2 separate regions of the Homo sapiens genome follow, and region 2 is linked to region 1. Evidence: chromatin loops called from intact Hi-C (ENCODE). Cell type or tissue: HCT116. All regions are shown on one strand. Each heading gives the region's core, and the rest is flanking DNA. Links, peaks and the distances in the headings are about the cores only.

Evidence for each region. A loop is a pair of places that touch in the nucleus more often than their neighbours do. Peaks named below come from ENCODE experiments on the same cell type or tissue, not always from the same donor. Only the 100,000 strongest peaks of a DNase experiment are listed, where the experiment ranks them.
Region 2: it touches region 1 in a loop (2.6-fold over the local background); 7 of 110 quality-filtered maps call a loop at or near these places.

The regions. Positions count from the first base shown.
Region 1 is chr2:709,994-719,903 of GRCh38, forward strand. It overlaps LOC105373358 (a long non-coding RNA gene), which reads right to left. Exons shown (of 4, transcript XR_001739247.2): 2 at 4,079-4,244. Among named protein-coding and RNA genes, the nearest start is that of TMEM18, 38 kb to the left of the region's middle. In HCT116, for the core only: CTCF peaks have their summits at 4,482 (motif pointing right) and 6,052 (motif pointing right); DNase peaks (open chromatin) are centred at 4,478 and 6,052; H3K27me3 peaks cover 1,247 bases.
Region 2 is chr2:1,136,649-1,146,558 of GRCh38, forward strand. SNTG2 (syntrophin gamma 2) reads left to right here. Exons shown (of 17, transcript NM_018968.4): 5 at 974-1,017; 6 at 1,120-1,161. Among named protein-coding and RNA genes, the nearest start is that of SNTG2-AS1, 190 kb to the left of the region's middle. In HCT116, for the core only: a CTCF peak has its summit at 3,949; a DNase peak (open chromatin) is centred at 3,940; H3K27me3 peaks cover 320 bases.

The DNA of each region.
Region 1 (9,910 bases), core at 1,253-9,252:
AGTGACTAACTATATTATATTCCTCTCCATACAATTCCCTACAGTGACCAACTATATTATACTCCTCTCCATACAGTTCTCTACAGTGACCAACTATATTATATTCCTCTCCATACAGTTTCCTATAGTGACCACACTATATTATATTCCTCTCCACAGAGTTCCCTACAGTGAACACACTATATTATATTCCCCTCCATACAGTTCCCAGCAGTGACCAACTATGTTATATTCCTCTCCATACAACTCTCTACAGTGACTGGACTATATTATATTCCTCTTTACACAGTTCTCTTGGTGACTGCACAGTATTATATTTCTACCATGAATGCTTAATTGTTCTGATTCCTCCACAACCCAACAAACGCTTGTCATTATATGTTTTGTCTGTACATTTTTAAATATTAGCTGTCTTACTGGGTATGAAAGTTTGTGTGTGTGTATGAAGTATATTTTATATCATATTTTCATTGCTTTTTTTCTACCCTAATAGATTGAAGCTCAGATTCAAGAATCATCTCCATGTGTACCTGCCATAGACTGAACGTGTCCCCCAAATCCACAGTTGGAAACCTAATGGCCAAAGTGATGGTATTAGGAGGTGGGAGCTTTAGGAGGTGATGAGGTTTTGCTGGTGGAGCCTCATGAATCATCATGATAAGATTAGTGCCCTTATGAAAGGGACCCAGAGAGCTCCCCTGTCCCTTCTGCTGTGTGAGGACACAGGAAAAAGGCACCGTCCGGGAACTGGAAAGCAGCCCTCACCTGACAGCAGATCCACCACCATCTCGATCTCGAACCTCCAGCCTCCAGAACTGGGAGAATAGGTTTCTGTTATTAGAGGCCACCACGTTTATGGAATTTTCTTAGAGAAGCTCAAATTCACTAAGACAGTGTTCTCACACATTGCTTATGCATTAGCCCAAAGACTGGCACTTAATGTACATTTTGCTAAATGACATGACATAGAATGGAAGGCAAATTTGTCCTGTGATGATTTAGGTATACTGAGAATATAAAGACCTGTTATTCTGATGAAAGTAGTCAAAGTAATGTACCTTTTACAAGTGATGATGTAAGCATTTATGACAGAAAATTTCAAGAACATGGGAGTAGACAGAAGCATAGTGAACTCCTGTGTGTTTAACTCCAGCTTCAGCAACTATCAGCTTGTGTCCCAGGTGGTTGTATCTATACTTTCACAGCCCCAAAAGGACATTTTTGGGCCAAGGAAGAGAGACCTCCTTCCCCGTGGTTAGCTGAGTGTTTTTATAATATTGAATTTTGTCAAATGTTTTTTCTGCATCAAGATAATTTTTTCCTTCTTTTCTTAATGTAATGTGTTACATTCATCGATTTTCTGAGGCTGAACCACACTTGCATTTCTGGCATCTGTCGCACTTGTGCAGGGTGTAAAATCCCTTTAACATGTTGTTGAACTTGGGTTGCTGCCTTTGTTGTAGAGTTTCCGAGTGTTTACATTCATAAGAGACACTGGTTGGCAGTTTTCTTTTCCTGTTGTGTCTTGTCTGGCTTTGGTGTTGGGGTAATGATGGCTTCACAAGATGGGTTAGGAAGTGTTCTCTCCTTGCGTGTATTTTGGAAGGAGATTACTTTGTTTGAGGATTGGTATTAATTATTTCAATGTTTTCTAGAACTAGCCAATAAAACCATCTGGTCCTGGCCTTTTGTTTATTGAGGAATTTTTGAAGACTGAATCGATTTCTTTACTCCTTATAGGTCTGTTCAGATTTGTATTTCTTCTTGAGTTGGGCTTGGTAATTTCTGTCCCCAGAACTCTTTCCATTTCCCCAGGACACCTAATTTGTTGGCATACAACTGTTTCCAGCATTCTCTTATGATCCTTTCAACATCTGAAAGGGTGGTAGTAATGTACCCACTTTTATTTCTGTATTTGGCTATTTACAGCATCTCTCCTTTTTTAGTCAATGAGCTAAGGGTTTGATAATTTTGTTTATTCAAAAAAATGTAATCTTTGGTTTTGTTGATTCTATTTTTTTTCCTCTCATCTACTATGATGATCAGCATTTTAACCTTCAGCATCTCCGCACCTCTGCTAGCTTTGGGTTTAGTTTGCTCTTCTTTTTCTAGTAAGGTTAGGCTATCAATTGAGATCTTTTATTTTTATTTTTTTTTTTTACTTCAGGCCTTTTTACCTATAAATCTCCCTTTGAAGGTTGCTTTCTTTTCAGATCATAAGTTTTGGTAAACCTTGGTTTTGTTTGTATTTATCCCAAAGTATTTTCTAATTTCCTTTGCAATTTTTTTTCCTTTACAAATTAGTTGCTGAGGAGTGTGTTGCTTAATTTTTTGATTTCTTCATTCTATTGGTGATCAGAGACAAGGCTTTGTATGAATTCAGTCTTTTTACATTTGTCGAGGCTTGTTTCACAGATTAACATCTCTTCTATGCTGGAGAATGTTCCGTGTGCGCTTGAGATGAATGTCGGTTCAGCTGTTGGTGGGTGGGGTTTTCTGCGGGCGTCATCTAGGTCATTATCACTCCTCTGAATATTGTTCTTGTCACTACTGAAGTGAATATTGACATTTTTATGAACTCTCCTTTCCATTCTGTCAATGTTTTCTTCATATAGTGTGGGGTTTTTCTGTTTGATGTATATTTGCTTGTAATTTTTCTATCTTCTAGATCAATAAACTCTTTTATCAATTATTCTTCATCTCTTATGACCCTTTTTGACTTAAAGTCTGTTTTTCTGGTCCTGGTGCGGCACCCCAGCTCCTTCTCCATATCTTCCTGCAGGACGACTTCTCTGCCATCCCCCTCACCCTACCTATTCCTTTGGCTCTAAAGCAAATCTTGTGATTACTAGGTCATTTTAAAAATTTTGCCAAGTTTATACCTTAGCCAGTGAGTTTGATGCTTCTATGTTTAAAGTAATTAACTACAAGAAGGATCTTCTGCCATTTTTCTATTTGTTTTCAAGTCTTTGTTGTTCACGATTCCCCTTATACAGCCTTATTTTGTATTTGATTGACGTACTCTACTCCTTTGATCCTTGACTAATTTCTCGTCTGTATACACTTTTTAGTTATTTTCTTTATGCTTACCTTTGACATTACAAGTAACATTCTAATCTTACAGCGATCTATTTTGAATTGATCCAGCATAGCTTCTGGAACATACAGACTCTGCTCCTACACAGCTCTAGAGCCTGATGTTGCTGTCACAAAGGATGCCCTTGTGTGGCGTGCACCAAGTTAACAGCAATTACAGTTATTGTTTTATCCCCTCCCTGGTTTTAGTAATAGCTGGACAGACAAGATCATGGTGGAAAGAGGTACATGTGTAAATGGTGCCGGCTCTGGACAATTCTTGCTTTATATTTTGAAACTTAATTCCAGAGAAACATTTTTACAAAGCATCACGTGGCTTTGGGTTGCGATGGAGCCACGTCTAGTTCATCTCCACACTCTGGTCACCTGTATCACTGAGGGTCCAGAATGTACAGCTGCTTCTCCAGTCTCTAAAACTCTCACCTATGCCTTTCAAGTTATGTAGGAAAGGAAAAAGGGAGTTACAAACAAAAATACAATGATGCCGGCTTTTTTTTTTTTTTTTTTTGAGACGGAGTCTCACTCTGTCGCCCAGGCTGGAGTGCAGTGGTGCGATCTCAGCTCACTGCAACCTCCGCCCTCTGAGTTCAAGCGATTCTCCTGCCTCAGCCTCCTGAGTAGCTGGGATTACAGGCTCCTGCCACCGCGCCTGGCTAATTTTTTGTATTTTTAGTAGAGACCAGGTTTCACCATCTTGGCCAGGCTGAACTCTTGACCTTGTGATCCACCTACCTCAGACTCCCAAAGTGCTGGGATTACAGGCATGAGCCACCATACCCAGTGGATGCTGGCTTTTATATTTACCTATGTGATTACTTTGCCAATGTTCTTTATCTTTTTTTTTGTATGGCTTTGAGCTACTCTTTTATTTTTTAGCAATTTGGGAGAAACTTGCAACACACAGGATAGAATAGATTGTCCTACTGACACAAAAACTCCAAAATATTAGTTTCTTTAACAATAAGTGTGCTCTGTTTCTTACCACATGTGCGCTGCGGGTCAGGAGGAGGCTCTGTGCATTTCCCTCGTCAGGGCCGCGGGCTGTGGAATGCCCACCTTCAAGGGCAATACCATTGGATGAAACGCTCTGTGGATTTGCACTGTGCAACATGGCAGCCTCGAGCCACATATGGCTCTGAGCGTTTGACCTGTGACAAATGCAACCGGGAAACTGAATGTTTAATTCTATTTCATTTTAATGAATTTAAATTTAAATAGCCACATGTGGCTGGTGTCTCCTATACTGGACTGCAAAGGTCTAGAACGTGTCTGGTGTCTCTGATGAGACAAAGAACTCGGCTCTTGCTGGTTTCTTCCCAGCGATGGCAGAGTTCACTTTTCACTGGCTAAGGCAAGTCAAATGCCCCGGCACAACCTCAAGGGGGCAGAAGAGTGCAGTTTTAACAGGTGCCCAGAAGAAGGAGAACCGGAAGCATCGCTGGACATCAAGGATTCTGCAAAGCAGAGAATAAACCCCAGATTGCTTAGGGGAAACCAGCTGGGTAGCGGTTTAATGGTTGGAGGAGCATGGTCAGGGCAGTAAGTGAACACAGTACCAGGGGAATTTGTAGAGAAGAAATGAGGACCCAGGGTGAGAAATTGTTCAAGGCCAAAGACAGAAGTCGCTGGTCTCTGTCAACACTTCATCCTCAGGGCCTGCCTGCATGCTCAAGGGACCCTGGTTGCATGGCTGTGCAGGTGGCCCGAGCTGCCCAAACCTTGCTCTGGCACAGAGGCAGGCCCGTCAGGCGTGTTCCATCTCCCTGTTGTGTGACTATAAGAGAATTACCTGAGACTGGGTAATTTATAAGAAAAAATGTTTATTTAGCTCACTGTTCTGCAGGTTGAGAAGTTCAAGGGCCTGGCCTTGGCTCCCTGTGAGGGTTTCTGAGCTGGGTCATAACATGATGGAGAAGGTCAGAGGAGAAGTGAACAGATGTGGAGAGGACCAAGCAGAAGGAGAATCTGCACCTTGTAACAACAGTTCCAGTGGGAGCCAGTCCAGTCTCTGAGAGTGAAGCCACACTCAATACCTCACAAAGAAGGATTCAGTCCCAGGACATAAACACCTCCTGCCAGGATGTAAACACCTCCCACCAGGCCCCACCTCCAAACACTAACACATTGAGGATCACGTTTCACATGGAACTTGGTGGAGATGGCAAACCACGTCCAAACCACAGTCAGCTTCCTCACCTCCTGCAGTGCATCCTTGGCTGAGTTTACTCAGTATACCCAGGATGCTCATGTCCACTCACCAGATCTTCCATCTCATGCACCCTCACCTTCCAGATGCAGCTGCAGTAGTCCTCACCTCCACCCACCAGATCTGCTTCCATCCCATGCACCCTCGCCTTCCAGATGCAGCTGCTGTGATCACGTCCACCCGCTAGATCCTCTTCCATCCCATGCACCCTCACCTTTCAGATGCAGCTGGAAGCATGTGAAGCATAATAAATAAACTCAACTTAACCTCGTCTCTTATTACATCAAACCCCCGAGTTGGTGGTGTAAGTTGCCTAATTCTGGCTTTGGATCCCAGCTCCATTGCTTTTTTACTTGACCCTGCGTGAGTTCCTTAAGCTCCTGTGTGGCTTCAGGCAAAGTGTCTGGCCTTCCTCGGTCTTGCTTGGCACATTTGTGAGCCGAGTAAAATATATTATAAACTATTAATCCATAGGGAACAATGATCATGGTGTATTTTATTTTAGCTTTTATTTCAAAACACGATTAAGGAATGCATAATTTTCCTTTAATCATTTGTTTATATCTTTTCAACTTACTTAGATTTATTCTCTATTAACTAATTTTTGTTACTATTGTAATAATCAATAATTAGAAAAATAACCTAGCCATCACTGATTATTCGTGGGATTCAGGAACCCAATGATTTCCCTGAGAATCACCTTGCTGTAGGGACTGAGGGGAATTTTCCTGTTACTGAGCCTGGCCACTAGATGGATGCATGACCACCTCACTTTAGCTTTCTCGACTTTCAGTCCTAAAAAGACTTACAAGGATTCTGCACCTTTTCTCCCACCTCCCCCGTTCCTTGAATGGTGAATTTCTATAACATTTGATAACTGTTCTTTTAATAATTCTTGACCCTTTCTGTGCTTTCATTTAACCTCAAGTCTAGATTATTATTCAAATTGACTCATTTGGTAAAAATATATTGGGTATCTATCATGCAGCAACAGCTTAATGGGATCCCTCGTGAAGCCGTCAAGTGCTGAAGCTGTGAAAGCTGGGGCCGGCGGATCGGGTCGGGACTGCCGCTGTGATCACTTTTAGGCCAGCGTCAGCAGAAGCCTGTGTGATTGCAGGCAGATCTACGCTGTCTTTCAAACGTGGTGACACCGAGGTACAGCGTGGGGGACACGCAGCAGGGTTAAGGGTGTGGGGGGAGCTTGTTCGTCCTCCTTGGAAACCATGACACGGGGAAGGGGATTTAGGCCTCCTCAGTTCCACACTCCTCCTTTCTAGAGGCCAAGGCAGCCCTTTGATCAAGGTCACATTGCTCCTTAGAGGCAGCTCAAAAGCAGTTTCAGGAGGGAGCTCTCCACGTCTTTTTAGAGACAAATCTCCTCCGTGTGAGGGTCTCTGAAGCGGCAGGGTCCGTGGGGCCAGTGAGGCTGACTTCGTGGCTGGGCCCCCACAGTACAGCCACGATGACAGGGATGGGACAGCTGCACAGAGGTCAGTGAGCCCTGGGGATGAGGGGAGGAGGAGGGGAGGCCTTGGGGTGGGAAGGGGTTCCTGAAGAAGGTTATTCTAGGTGGGGCCTGAAATAACTCCTTCTACAAATGAAGAGGCGACAGGTGTGGGATAGAGGGTGGAAGGGGCAGACCATCCCAAGAAGACACCAGGACACTGAAGTGGCTGCTGGGGTGGGTGTGTTGGGTGGTGGAGGGGCAGCAGGCCCTGGTCATGGAGATGAGGCTGGGGATTAAACAGTGGCTCTGTCACAAAGGCCTTCTATGCCATCCTTGCACGTGTGAATTATTTTTTTCAAAATGCAATGGAAAAACTTATTTTCAATCCTAAATCTTGGTCTATTCTATGGTTTAGAAGTTTGGAGACTTACCAGAATACTGATTTATTACCAGCAGTAGGCTCAGGGATATATTGTGGGAATGCTTATGACCTTTATTTCTTCAGGAAAATGAAGTGAATATGAACATTATTAAATTTTTGCCAAAGGTTTTTTTGCCAAAAAAACTTTTCTCATTGAAGAGAGTTATAAATGTTTGCTTGAAAAGTATGTGTGCATTGATTGGTCATCTATAAATTAGATTGGATTTTTCAGCCCGATTTATTATATTGGTTACTTCACAAGGTCACACTGCCTTGAATATTATTTTGCCATAGCAACACGAAGGGGCAAGACAAGGAAGAGGATGAGGAGGAGGAAGAGAAATAAGAGGCGTCAACATCAACCCCCTCCGGTGTCAGCTGGTGAACGTCATCCACGTGGTTGGACATTAAATATGAGCCCTTTAGGAAAAGTTGGGGCCATAAATACATTATTAATACCTATGTGGGTGGGCCAAGTAAGTGACCCACATGTGATACTGGAAACTGAAAAGTGGAAGATGAAAAGAGCTTGTGTGGTGGGGAGAGGAACAGAGTCTCCATAATCAGAATGCTTCAGGGGCTGTCATGCTGGAACATAAATTAGTACACAATTTTGATAGAAGACATTTTGAATGCATTAGAACAACTTTAGCATGGTTCCTACCATGTGCTCAGCAATTTAACAACCAGGCATTTTACCAAAAGAATAAGCATGCCAACCTAAGCAACATAATGAGACTCTGTTTCTACAAAAATAAGAAAAAAATAGCCAGGCATGGCGGCGTGCTCCTGACATCCCAGCTTCTCAGGAGGCTGAGGCGGGAGGATCGCTTGAACCCAGGAGGTCGAGGCTACAGTGAGTTGTGATCACACCACTGCACTCCAGCCTAGCTGACAGAGTGAGACCTTGCCTCAAAAAAAAAAAAAAAAAAAACCATGTACGGTGAGATTTTGTAACAGAGGCGACAATTGATCAAGTGTTTATTTAGAGAAACTATTGGAAATGAAATATTAGAAATAAACTAAATATTCAAGAACAGGCAATTATCAAAAATGTTATGGCATATGCATAAAATGAAATGCCATGAAATCATTATGTATTATGATGAGAGAAATATGAAAAATTAATGAAACATAGTTATCATGCCCTAGTTGTTCTATGTGTCACCATTCTATGGCATTACATTAAGGATGCCTTATCTTTAATTTTAGTTTTCTATATATTGAAGTATCATTTACATAAAGCAATGACCACAAATTTCAAACATGAAGCTCAGTGGATTTTCCCCATATACACAACTGTGTGCACACTACCTGGGTATAGATACTAAACACATCTACCACAAAGGCTGATCCCTGCTCCCTCCCAGCCAGCAGCCCTGGGAGCAAACATCACCACAACCTGTTCTGAAGATTCATTTCACTTCTATTTTGAATTTCATATGAATACATATCTTATGTTATCATATGTATTATCTTGCTTCTGGCTTCTGTCAAGCAACATTATAGCAGTGAGATTCATAGTTTTGCAGTGTAATCAGTTTGTTATATTTTCTGTTGCAACATAATATTCCATTATGCAACATATTTATCCATTTAACTACAGCTGAACAGTTAGATTCTTTCTAGTTTTTTAGCTCTTATCAATAAAATTGCTATAAACATTTTTGTGTCTGTATTTTGGTGGGCATAGCAGTCATTTATATTGGGAGTAGTGGAACTACTAACTCACAAGTGCATGTGTGTGTATGTGTGTATGTGTGTGTGTTTCTCCATTGTAGATATCACCAAACACTTTTCCAAAGTGGTTGCACCAATTTCTATGTCCATGGGTGGTGCAAAGCTGCTTATATATTTATGAGCTACGTGGACAACTCTTTTGTAACACACATGCACACAGACATCGCCTTGCTTTCTCACTCTCATATGTCTTTTCATAAATAAAAGTAAACTTTTACTCAAGTTCGATTTATTCATTCCTTCATTTATTGTTGCCATTTTTGGAGGATGAAATTATTTGTATTTTTGAAATTTTGATATATCAAACTTATGGAAATGTTATAAGAATAATTTTTACAACTGTAGACAATGTGTTACCCAGACACATCAACTGGTACATTTTGCCCCATCACATTATCTATCTATCTAATCTATCTAATCATCTATCTATCTATCTATCTATCTATCTATCTATCTATCTATCTTTTTCTGATCCATTTGATAGTAAGTTGTGGACATAGTGGTTCTCTAATTTTTAGATACTTCATTGTGTATTTCCTGACAGCCTGAGCACAGTTATCAGTATTGGGAAATTTAATTGTAATGCAATACTATGATCAAATCCATTATCTATATACTGAATTAAGTACTGTATTATCTAGTGTCCAATTTATTAAAACACAACAATACCCTTGACAGCTTCTCTTTTCAGAGTCCTGGAAGAAGACCCGGGGCAGGGTCACCTGCTGCACGTGTGGTTGTACCTGCCGTCTGCTATGTGGTCGCACCTGCCGCCCTCTCTCACCTGGAGCAGCTCCTCGGGAGGTCTTTATCTCTCCTACCTTGACACACTCCGAGTTCAGCCCAGTGATTTCTTCCAGCCCCCTCAATCTGGGTTTGCTGATGCCTCCTCCACGTCCCATGCAGGTGTTGTCTGTGCAGCAGCAGCACGCTGAAGCCCCAGTGGCCTCTCCAGGCTTCCTGTTAATACCCCGGTGCAGGCGAGGCGGTCCTGCCT
Region 2 (9,910 bases), core at 746-8,745, 430 kb after region 1:
CTTGTTTTCCACTATTTAAACAAAGATTTAAAATTGAAACAAACCTATGTGAAGGCAAAAATTGGGGAAAAAAGCCTTAGCTTTTGTGCAGAGTTGTTCAGTTGTATTGAATGGGGCTCTGTCTGCCTCTCTGACAATGGAAAGGTTAAGTGAAAACATGCTGCATAGATTATAGTCAAACTTTCTCATACAAAGTTTTTCTCTTTGTTGCCTTTAATATTCTAGGTACAGTTGTTTTGATCAGAGCCGTCTCTGTACGTTTGCTTATGAGAATGAGGGGAAATGCTAAGTGGCTGAGGGAATTCCTTGTTTATTGCACACTTAACGAAAAATGTGCATCAGACTTTCCATATCCTGTAATGAAACCCTTTGTTACGAGGAAGTGACATTCGTTTTCCACACTAAACAAGTCTTCTGTGACTGGAAGGCAGCTCTCTTAATGCACGTAAATCAATCTAGCTTTCCTTATGAAGAGGCCAATCTAGCTTTCCTTATGAAGTGGCCGCCTATTGCTATGTGTTCACATTTCCCACACCCCTGTGGACACATGCACACACACATCCATGGCACACACATCAACAGATTCACATGCTCAGACTTGCAAATACCCGTGCATGCCGCCCACACCCACGCATGCACACCCATCTGCACCTGCACACACACACATCTCACGTGGACACATGCACACACACATCCATGTGTACACACAGGCATGCACATATCAACAGATCCACACACTCAGACTCGCAAATACCCATGCATGCCACCCACACCCACACATGCACACACATGCATACATTCACACCCATCTGCACCTGCACACACAAACACACATCTGCTCACGTGGACACATGCACACACACACACACGTGGCCACTTCAGCTACTGCAAGCCCTGTGCTTAAATGACTGTCATAACAAAGCATGTCACTGAGATTTCTCTTAAAACTGTTGCCACTTTTGCCACCCTGCAGCTGACCAGACAGGGATGTTGTTCGTAGGAGATGCTGTTCTCCAGGTCAGTATTGTACACGTTAATCCTTAACTTGATTGCATTTTTATTTTTAACTTGTATTAATCAATCGTTATTCTCAACATTCTTACTTTGTCATCTGTTCAGGTTAATGGCATACATGTAGAAAATGCAACTCATGAAGAAGTGGTAAGTGAATTACATTTTATAGTTATTCTGTTTATTATTCTTGTATTTGAATTATTTGTCTCTATAGTTGATATTTCACTGAGTCTATCCATAGATGCAGTGTTAGAATTGGAAAGAAAGCTCAAAGGTTTAGTAAATCATGTTACAAAAGGACCTTAATAAACTGCCCACTGTCGACTGTTGTGTGCTGACTGGGGCACTTCACGAGCATTCCTGTCAGGGATCCTCACAAACGCTGTAAAATACACTTGATGAAGCCCATGTTAGAGCACTGGAACTCAGGGAGCAGGTGACTCACCCGGGATTCCTGAAGTGTTATCATCGTGCTGAGCACAGGAGGTGTCAGGGCTTCACAGGGTCTCCCCGTACCGCCCGGGCGCTGGAGCCTGCAGGGCCTTCACGCCTTTGCTCCCTGTTGGCTGGCAGCAGCACACGTGCATAGAATGTGTGCCGTGGAGGACACCAGGTGAGACCTCTGAGGATCACATAAGATGGTGGGGGTCAGGATGCATTCGGTGCAGGATGCTTTCCATGGAGATGAGCTTTCTCCAATGTCACGTCAGGTTAGGCGGATGAAACAGACGTCTATCCCCGAGGTACTCATTCTGGCTGTTGGGAAGAGAGAAGCCGAGTGCAGCCTCACCATAGGGCTGATGCCAGGAAGCATGTGGTGGGGACGCGTGGTCAGTCTGGTGCCTGTGGGGTGGGGGCGGAGGTGGAGACAGTATTACAGCTGAGAGATGAGGTGGAGGGCGAAGCGGGTGAGATGACGGGCAGAGCAGTCCCTGTGCTGATAAGTGACCTGGGGGACACAGGGTCAAGGGGAGAGGCAGTGGAGCCGAGTCCAGGACACACGCCTGGGGCCCAAGGTAGCCAGCAGAGCCCTCACGGGAGTTTAATTCTGTGAGTTGCAGCAAAAGGCAAGCAGGCTGGTAATTTAACTTGTCCCACGAAGATTAATAGGCATGCACTCATTTCTTCTTCAGTGTTTATCTTTTCAATTAGCCAACTCTTAGTTCCAAGGAAGGGCAAACAGCCCTAGTACCCAAAAGTCACCCCATCTGCATAGCAGTAAATTTCCGTGAAACCAAGGCAGGCACACGCAGCAGTCTGTAACTAAACGGGGAATCACTTCCTACACGCTCACTCAGAATTCATCTGTGTCTTCATTCAAGATGTGTAGTTATCGACCTCTAATTTGTGCTAGGCAGAGGAAGGAGTCACAACAACAAGGATCAGCATATTTCTTGGCCTCCAAAGCCAAAAAGTCTCGAGTAGATGAAGTGCTGTTATCCTTTTGCTTATTGTGGGAAAACACATCACAATTGATAGAGAGGCAAGACACACCTTCATGACTTCTATCCTAGCCCAGAGAGAGTAAAATTCTTGTGAGCAACAGTTTTTTTGTTTGTTTGTTTGTTTTGTTTCATTTTGTTTTTGAGACAGAGTCTTGTTCTGTCGCCCAGTGTAGAGTGCAGTGGCATAATCTCGGCTCACCGTAACCTCCGCCTCCCGGGTTCAAGCAACTCTGCCTGCCTCAGCCTCCCAAGGAGCTGGGATTATAGACGCCCACCACCATGCCTGGTTAATTTTTGTAGTTTTTTTTAGTAGAGATGGGGTTTTGCCATTTTGGCCAGGCTGGTCTTGAACTCCTGACCTCAGGTGATCTGCCCACCCTGGCCTCTCAAAGTGCTGGGATTACAGGTGTGAGCTGCCACACTCGGCCACAACAAATTTTTGCACCAGTTGCTCACAACTGTAATCCAAGCACTTTGGGAGGCCTAGACAGGAGGATCACTTGAGGCCAGAGGTTCAAGTCCAGCCTGGGCAACATAGCAGGACCTGTCTCTACAAAAAATAAAAACAAAATCTAGTCAGGCATGGTGGCGCATACCTGTAGCCCCAGCTACTTAGGAGGCTGAGGTGGGAGGATCACTTGAGCCAAGGAGTTTGAGGCTGCATGAGCTATTATGGCTCCCTACACTGCAGTCTGGGCAATAGAATGAGACTCCATCTCAAAAAAAAAAAAAAAAAAAAAAAAATCCTAGTAAATTATATGTAAATCTTATAAATGGAGCTATTACAATATTGGACTGATACAAATATACTTTTTGAACCAGACTGATCATATCATATGTTTACATTCTTATGTGATACAAAATAAATTATTAGAGAAATGCTAATGAGACATAAAATCTCAATTTTTCCGATGCATAAAGTTCATTAAAATGCTAAAATTCTAAAAGACGTATAAATCATATGGTTTCACTTCCTCATTTTTCAGAGTAAATTCTGGCTTCAATTAATTCTAAAAGAAAAATGTCAGTTGTACTGAATGCAAAGAATCCTTTGTAATATAAAAACTAGATTTACCTCCACAAAGTGAATCTTATTCACTCTACTGCTTTGGAAAATTTTACTACTTTAAGTTGTTAAAACATCTTAATACACATACATGCATATACATTAACATATAGTTTCCCCTTTTTAGTACATCTATGCATTTTCATCCACACTGGCATATAATACTGTAGCCAGCTACAGCCGAGTAAACTGTCCGTATGTTCACTGGGCAAATTCTGAGACATGTCTCTCTTCAGAGAAAAAGGGAGATCGATGACGGCTGTCACTCAGTGTGACATCCCTGCGCAGACACAGATTGGGATGTCTCGGGGGCGGGCAGCAGGAGCTGCCGGTTCCTCTCGTACCTGTACCTGGTCTGTGATGGGACCACTGATCCCGAGTGAGGCGCTCTGGGAGGTGGTGGGCTGCTCTCCAGCGCCCCCACAGGCAGGGCGCAGAACAACAGCCTGGCAGGGCCACAGCGAGGCTGGTGTGTTCTGCCTGTAATCACCCCAGGATATCTCAGCGCAAGAAGCTTTACAGAATGTCATTTTTCTCCAGTTCAGTGGGAAATTTTAAAAAGACGTCTCAAATGTTAAAGTAAGATACTGTAATAGAAAATCACTTCTAGTCTAAGTTACAGTCTAAGTTCTTAAGTGCTATGAAAACCATTGATAAAAATTGACCTAATTGGAAAAAAAAAGTCACTAACACCTTTCACGGAGCTACCCTTTTAAATTTAAATTAGTCCTTTTAAAAAACACGTTTCAGTCACCTATAATAGCTTTTACTATGATTACGAACTCATGGCAGATCCTGCCTGTAGGTGATTTTGAACTTAACTGTTAGAAATAAAGTTGACATCTTATGTTGGGAAAAATGGTGTGGACACTCTGAGCAGGAAGGAACCTTCCAAATCATCTATTTTGAACAGCAGGTCAGGGTGGGAAGCCCCATTCACAGAAATTGGCTCTGACAGTTTACTCAGCAGACCATGGGGACTTCATTCCATGTTAGCAGAAGAAGGGGTTCCTAATACAGAGCTGAAGCTTGCTTTCCTGTTACGCCAGGTTTTCCATTTAATGACATGTGTTATGGTTAATACTGAAACAGGACGTTACATCCTGTGTAAGCAAGGCCTTTTTCCTCAAGAATGAGTACGTTCTGGCTTCGGTGCCGGAACACAAAGTATGCTATTGCCATTCAAAGGCAGGCTGTTTCTGGCGATGTGTGCTAACAGCTAGAAACTGCAGGAGAAAGAATCACTGGCCATTTTCATAGCTGTTTACCAGGTATCAGGGACGTTTTTGATTTGCTCTGGGATACAGAACACATCTGGGACAATAGCTGGAACTGGAGTTCCATCTGTTGATATTTACAATAGAGCACTCCCTTGCTAATAATTTATTTGCTTTTTGCCTGAGCCAAGAGGCAATCGAAAGAAATGGAATAAAATTTACCTCCTCCACATCTTTCAAGTTTTCCCTACAGCATGGCTTTTGGTTTTCCGTTTTCCAAAGGAAAAGCCATTCTAGGATGTCCAGTCACCCAACCATGATGGGCCTGAATCCAGGGGTCCAGACACCAACGTGGAGGTTCCACCAGTAGGACACATATCTGTTCAGCTCTGTACTCAGGGGAGTTAAAGAGCCCCAAGGCGTGTTTGGGGCCCTGAGACAAGTGTGGGATGAGTCCGAGACAAAGGCAGCTGTCCCCCGACCCACATTAGTCCCACATTGTGACAGGGGCCATGGCAGGCACTGGGGCTCCAAGGACGTGGCATCGCCCCAGAGCCAGGGTCCAGCAGCATTTTTTGTCCACCACTCATAGATGTGAATCTCTGCTTTACGGAGGCTAACAGGGAGATCTGCAGTACAAAGAGTTGGTGGGCTTTCCTCAAACAGACTTGGACTTCCCTTTATTCAGGGCTGCTGTTCTGGGAACTGACTCTCTCCCTGAAATTGATTGAGAGCCCAGGCCTCTTTACTGTGGTAAGTCCAGTCTCTATCCACCTGACCTGGAGATTTTTCACCTACGCAAATCAATTGCAACTGCAATGTATTCCCCATCTATTTCAAACCTAAGAGCTCCATGATCAATTAGCCATGGCTAGATAGATCTGCAGGTCAAACCATCAGCCCTGCCACCCATGAAGGGAACCAACGCACCTGATCTGAAGGTTCAGTGCTGCTGCCTGGGCTCTGCCATCCCGTCCAGGGTCCACCATCCCTTTGGATTCCAGGAGCCACCTTCAGTGGTGGCATAGCCCAGTACCATGCCTGCTCAGCAGGAAAGTGCCACAGCAGAGTTCCTGGGATGGTGGAGCCTTCCTCACTTAGGGTTTTTTCAATTTTTTTGGCAAAGAAATGAATGTAGATTCAGCAAGGGAGCAGGTATGGGAGTATGCACCCTACTTCCATAACCCTTTGAATTCCTTCTGGGACCACACACCAAGGAAGCTATGGCAACTCAACCACACTTAGTGTGGCCACTGTGAGTCCTGATGTTAGTCAACTAACCAAGGAAACCAATAGAGTCTCTCTCAAGTAATTAAACAAATTCAATCCAGAATCTCTACTCATTCAATTCAGAATCTCCAGTCATTCAATCCAGAATCTCTAGTCATTGCACCCATATTAATACATTTGGTCTAATCCAACAGAGGATTCTACAACCCTAAACACATACTCCCATGCACAATCAAAAGTTCATTTCTGCCATTGTCATGACCATTGCATTGCAATTCTTTAGATATGCATGGGATAGCTTTTCTGAAATTAGGCTTCATAATAAGATTTGGGGCTAGTTATGAGACTAGAAATATGGGGAGTGGCCAGATGCATATTGAGGAAAGTCAGCATTGTCCTGCTAAATTGTTGCCTCAGAAAACATAATTCTAGGACCTCTGGGCAACAGTGACTGCCGATAGGGGAGGAAGGGGAAGGAAAGTCAGTAGGATATGAATGTGCAAAAGGGACACAGACATGCTGGGATCTGTTCTCATTCCCACTCTTTGCCCATCAATGCCCTAACTGTAGAGAGACTCACTGCCTGATAGATAGAATTACTCAGCCACCTGCAAAATCAGATATGGGCTTGAGTTTTCAGAAGTCTTAACTCTGTAGTTATAAGAAATAAGGAATCATTTCAGGGAAATCCTGAAGCTCTCTAGCACTCCACTCATGCCTTAAAGTGGAAACATGAGTCCCTGGGCCTTGTCATTGTCTTTCTCCATGTTCTCCACTGCAGCTTTAAGCAGCCCTCTGCCCTTATCCAACACTAAACTCTACCCACTAGGATTTTGTCAGGAAAATGGGAGCAGCTCCAGGAATTCTAGCTGTAACAGTTTGAAGATGGGGATAAACGGGTTCTTACCAAGTTGGGATTGCTGGAATGCAAAGGGCAGAGAGTCTGCCGTCGAAAATATGATATTTGGCCAATGTCAGTGACTCACTCCTGTAATCCCAGCAACTTTGGGAGGCCGAGGCAGGTGGATTACTTAAGGTCAGGAGTTCGAGGCCAGCCTGGTCAACATGGTGAAACCCCATCTCTATTAAAATACAAAAAAACATTAGCTGGGAATGGTGGCGGATGCCTGTAATCCCAGCTACTTGGGAGGCTGAGGCAGGAGAATTGCTTGAGCCCGGGAGGCAGAGGCTGCAGTGAGCAGAGATCATGCCACTGCACTCCAGCCTGGGCGACAGAGCGAGACTCTGTCTCAAACAACAAACAACCCCCCCCCAGAAAAAGAAAATATTATATTCAAAAACTATAAAACTGTCAGTTCTTAAGAGGAAAAAAAACAGAAATTTATTGCAATTCTCATGAAAACTCTGGAACGCTTGCACATCTCCCACAGTTGACAGTGTTGAAGCTGTGGCTCTCAGGACACGCTGGGTAGCCCCATAGATCCATCTACCCAAGGGTGTGCTTATCTGACTTCAAAAACGGTTGACATCTCCTCTTTACCTCCTAAATCTTTAATGAGTTTCTTTCAGCAAACTCTCACCCCGAGACATATGGGAAAGGATCTGGAGAAACATAGAACCTGGTTTCTCTTTCTGCTTTGAGAAGGGAAATGGAGGGTTGCTGAGTTGACAACGGACAACCCACCAGCCTTAAGAGTGCAACTGGCCAGAAATGGATAGACCCACCAGACAGAAATCAGAAAGGACATAACAAATTTCAACAGCATCATCAATCCACTGCATATAATGGACATCTACAGACTACTTCACCCGACAACAGCAGAATAACATTCTTCTGAAGATCACATGAAGAATTCACCAAGACAGACCACATTCTGGGCCATAAAAACACATTTTAACGAATTTAAAGAACAGATATTGTATCAGTCTGTTTGCACATTGCTGATGAAGACATACCTGAGACTAGGTAATTTATAAAGAAAAAGAGGCTTAATAGATTCACACTTCTACGTGGCTGGGGAGGCCTCAGAATCATGGTGGAAGGCGAAAGGCACATCTTACATGGTGGCAGACAAAAGAGAATGAGAAACAAGCAAAAGGGGTTTCCCCTTATAAAACTGTCAGATCTCATGAGACTTATTCACTACCACAAGAACAGTATGGAGGAAACTGCCACCATGATTCAATTACCTCCCACCAGGTCCCTCCCGTAACACATGGGAATTATGGGAGCTACAATCCAAGATGAGATTTGGGTGGGGACACAGCCAAACCATATCAGATACTGTACAGTGTCTGCTCTTAAACCAAAATGGAGTTAAACTAGAGATCAATAACAGATAGCTGGGAAGTCACAAAATGCTTGGAGAATAAACAGTACGCTTCTAAATAACACACTGGTCAAAGAAGAAATCTCAATAGAAATCTTAAAAATATTTTCAACTAAAAATAATACAACTTATCAAAATTTGTGGGATGCAGTGAAAGCAGTGATAAGAAAGAAATATATAGAATTGAAAGCATATATTAGAAGAAATGTCAAAATAATTTTTTTTTCAACAGCAGGAGTTTATTTCCCCAAAGCTCTAAGCTTTCCCCTTAGGAAACCAGAAAAAGAGAAGCAATTTAAACCCAATGTAAGTAGAGGAAAATAAATGATGAAAATTAGAGAAGAAATCAGGGACTGAAGACAGGAAATCAAGATAGGAAAAAAAAAGCTGTTTCTTTGTAAATATAAATAAACTTATAAGCCAATAGCCAGGCTACATATGCAAAGAGAGAACACAAGTTAATAATATTAGAAATCAAAGAGAGGATATTACTATAGATCCTATGGACATGACATACACCTCTATGCTGACAAATTTGATAACCTGGATAAAATGCACCAATTCCTTAAAAAACACAATCTGCAAAAACTTACACAATAAAATGCAGTCTAGATTGGCCTACATCTATTAAATGAATTAAATCAATAGTTAATAACTTTCTCAAACAGAAAGTGCCAGGCCAGACGGGTTCCCTGGTGAGTTCTACCAAACATTACAGCAGAAATTATACCAATTGTCTACAATCACTTTCAGAGAACAGAAGCAGAAGGAACACTTCCTAGTGCATTCCATGAGGCCAGCTTTATCACAATACCAAAACCAGATGAAGACATTATGAGAAAAGAAAATTATAGACCAATATGTCTCATGAACATAGATGCAAAAAATCCTCAACAAAATATTAGCAAATGGAATTCAGCAACGTCTAAAAAGAATTACACACCACAACCAAGTGGGATTTTTTGCAGCTATGCAAGACTAGTTCAGCATTTGGAAATTAATGTAATTTATCACATTAACAAACTAAAGAAGAAAACCCTAATGATCATATAAATGGATGCAGGAAAAGCATTCCACAAAACCCAACATCCATTTATGATATAAACTCTCAGTAAGCTAACAGTAGAGAAGGACCTCCTTAACTCGATAAAGATTAACTGCAAAAAATCCCACAGCTAACATCATAGATAATGGTGAGAAACTAGATGATTTCCCACCAAGATCAGGAACAATACAAGGATGTCTCTTCTCATCAGTTCTTTTCAACACCATACTGAAAGTCCTTGGATGTGGAATGCAAGGTTATTTATTATATACAATTTAATTGCCTTGCTTGGTACCAGAAATGAAAAACTGGACTTTGAAATTTAAAAAGCACAATACCATTTACATTAGCACTAAAAGAAATAAATTACTTAGGTGTAAATATAACAAAATATGTATAATGTTTAAATGAGGTGAACTACAAAATTGATGAAAGAAATCATAGAAAAAAATTAATGAAGAAGATAGTCTATGTTCATGAATAGGGAGACTCAATATTGTTAAGATTTCAGTTCTCTCCAACTTGATCTGTAGATTCAATATGATATCAACCAAAATTCTAGCAAAAAGTTTTGTGGATATTGACAAATTGAGTCTAAAGTT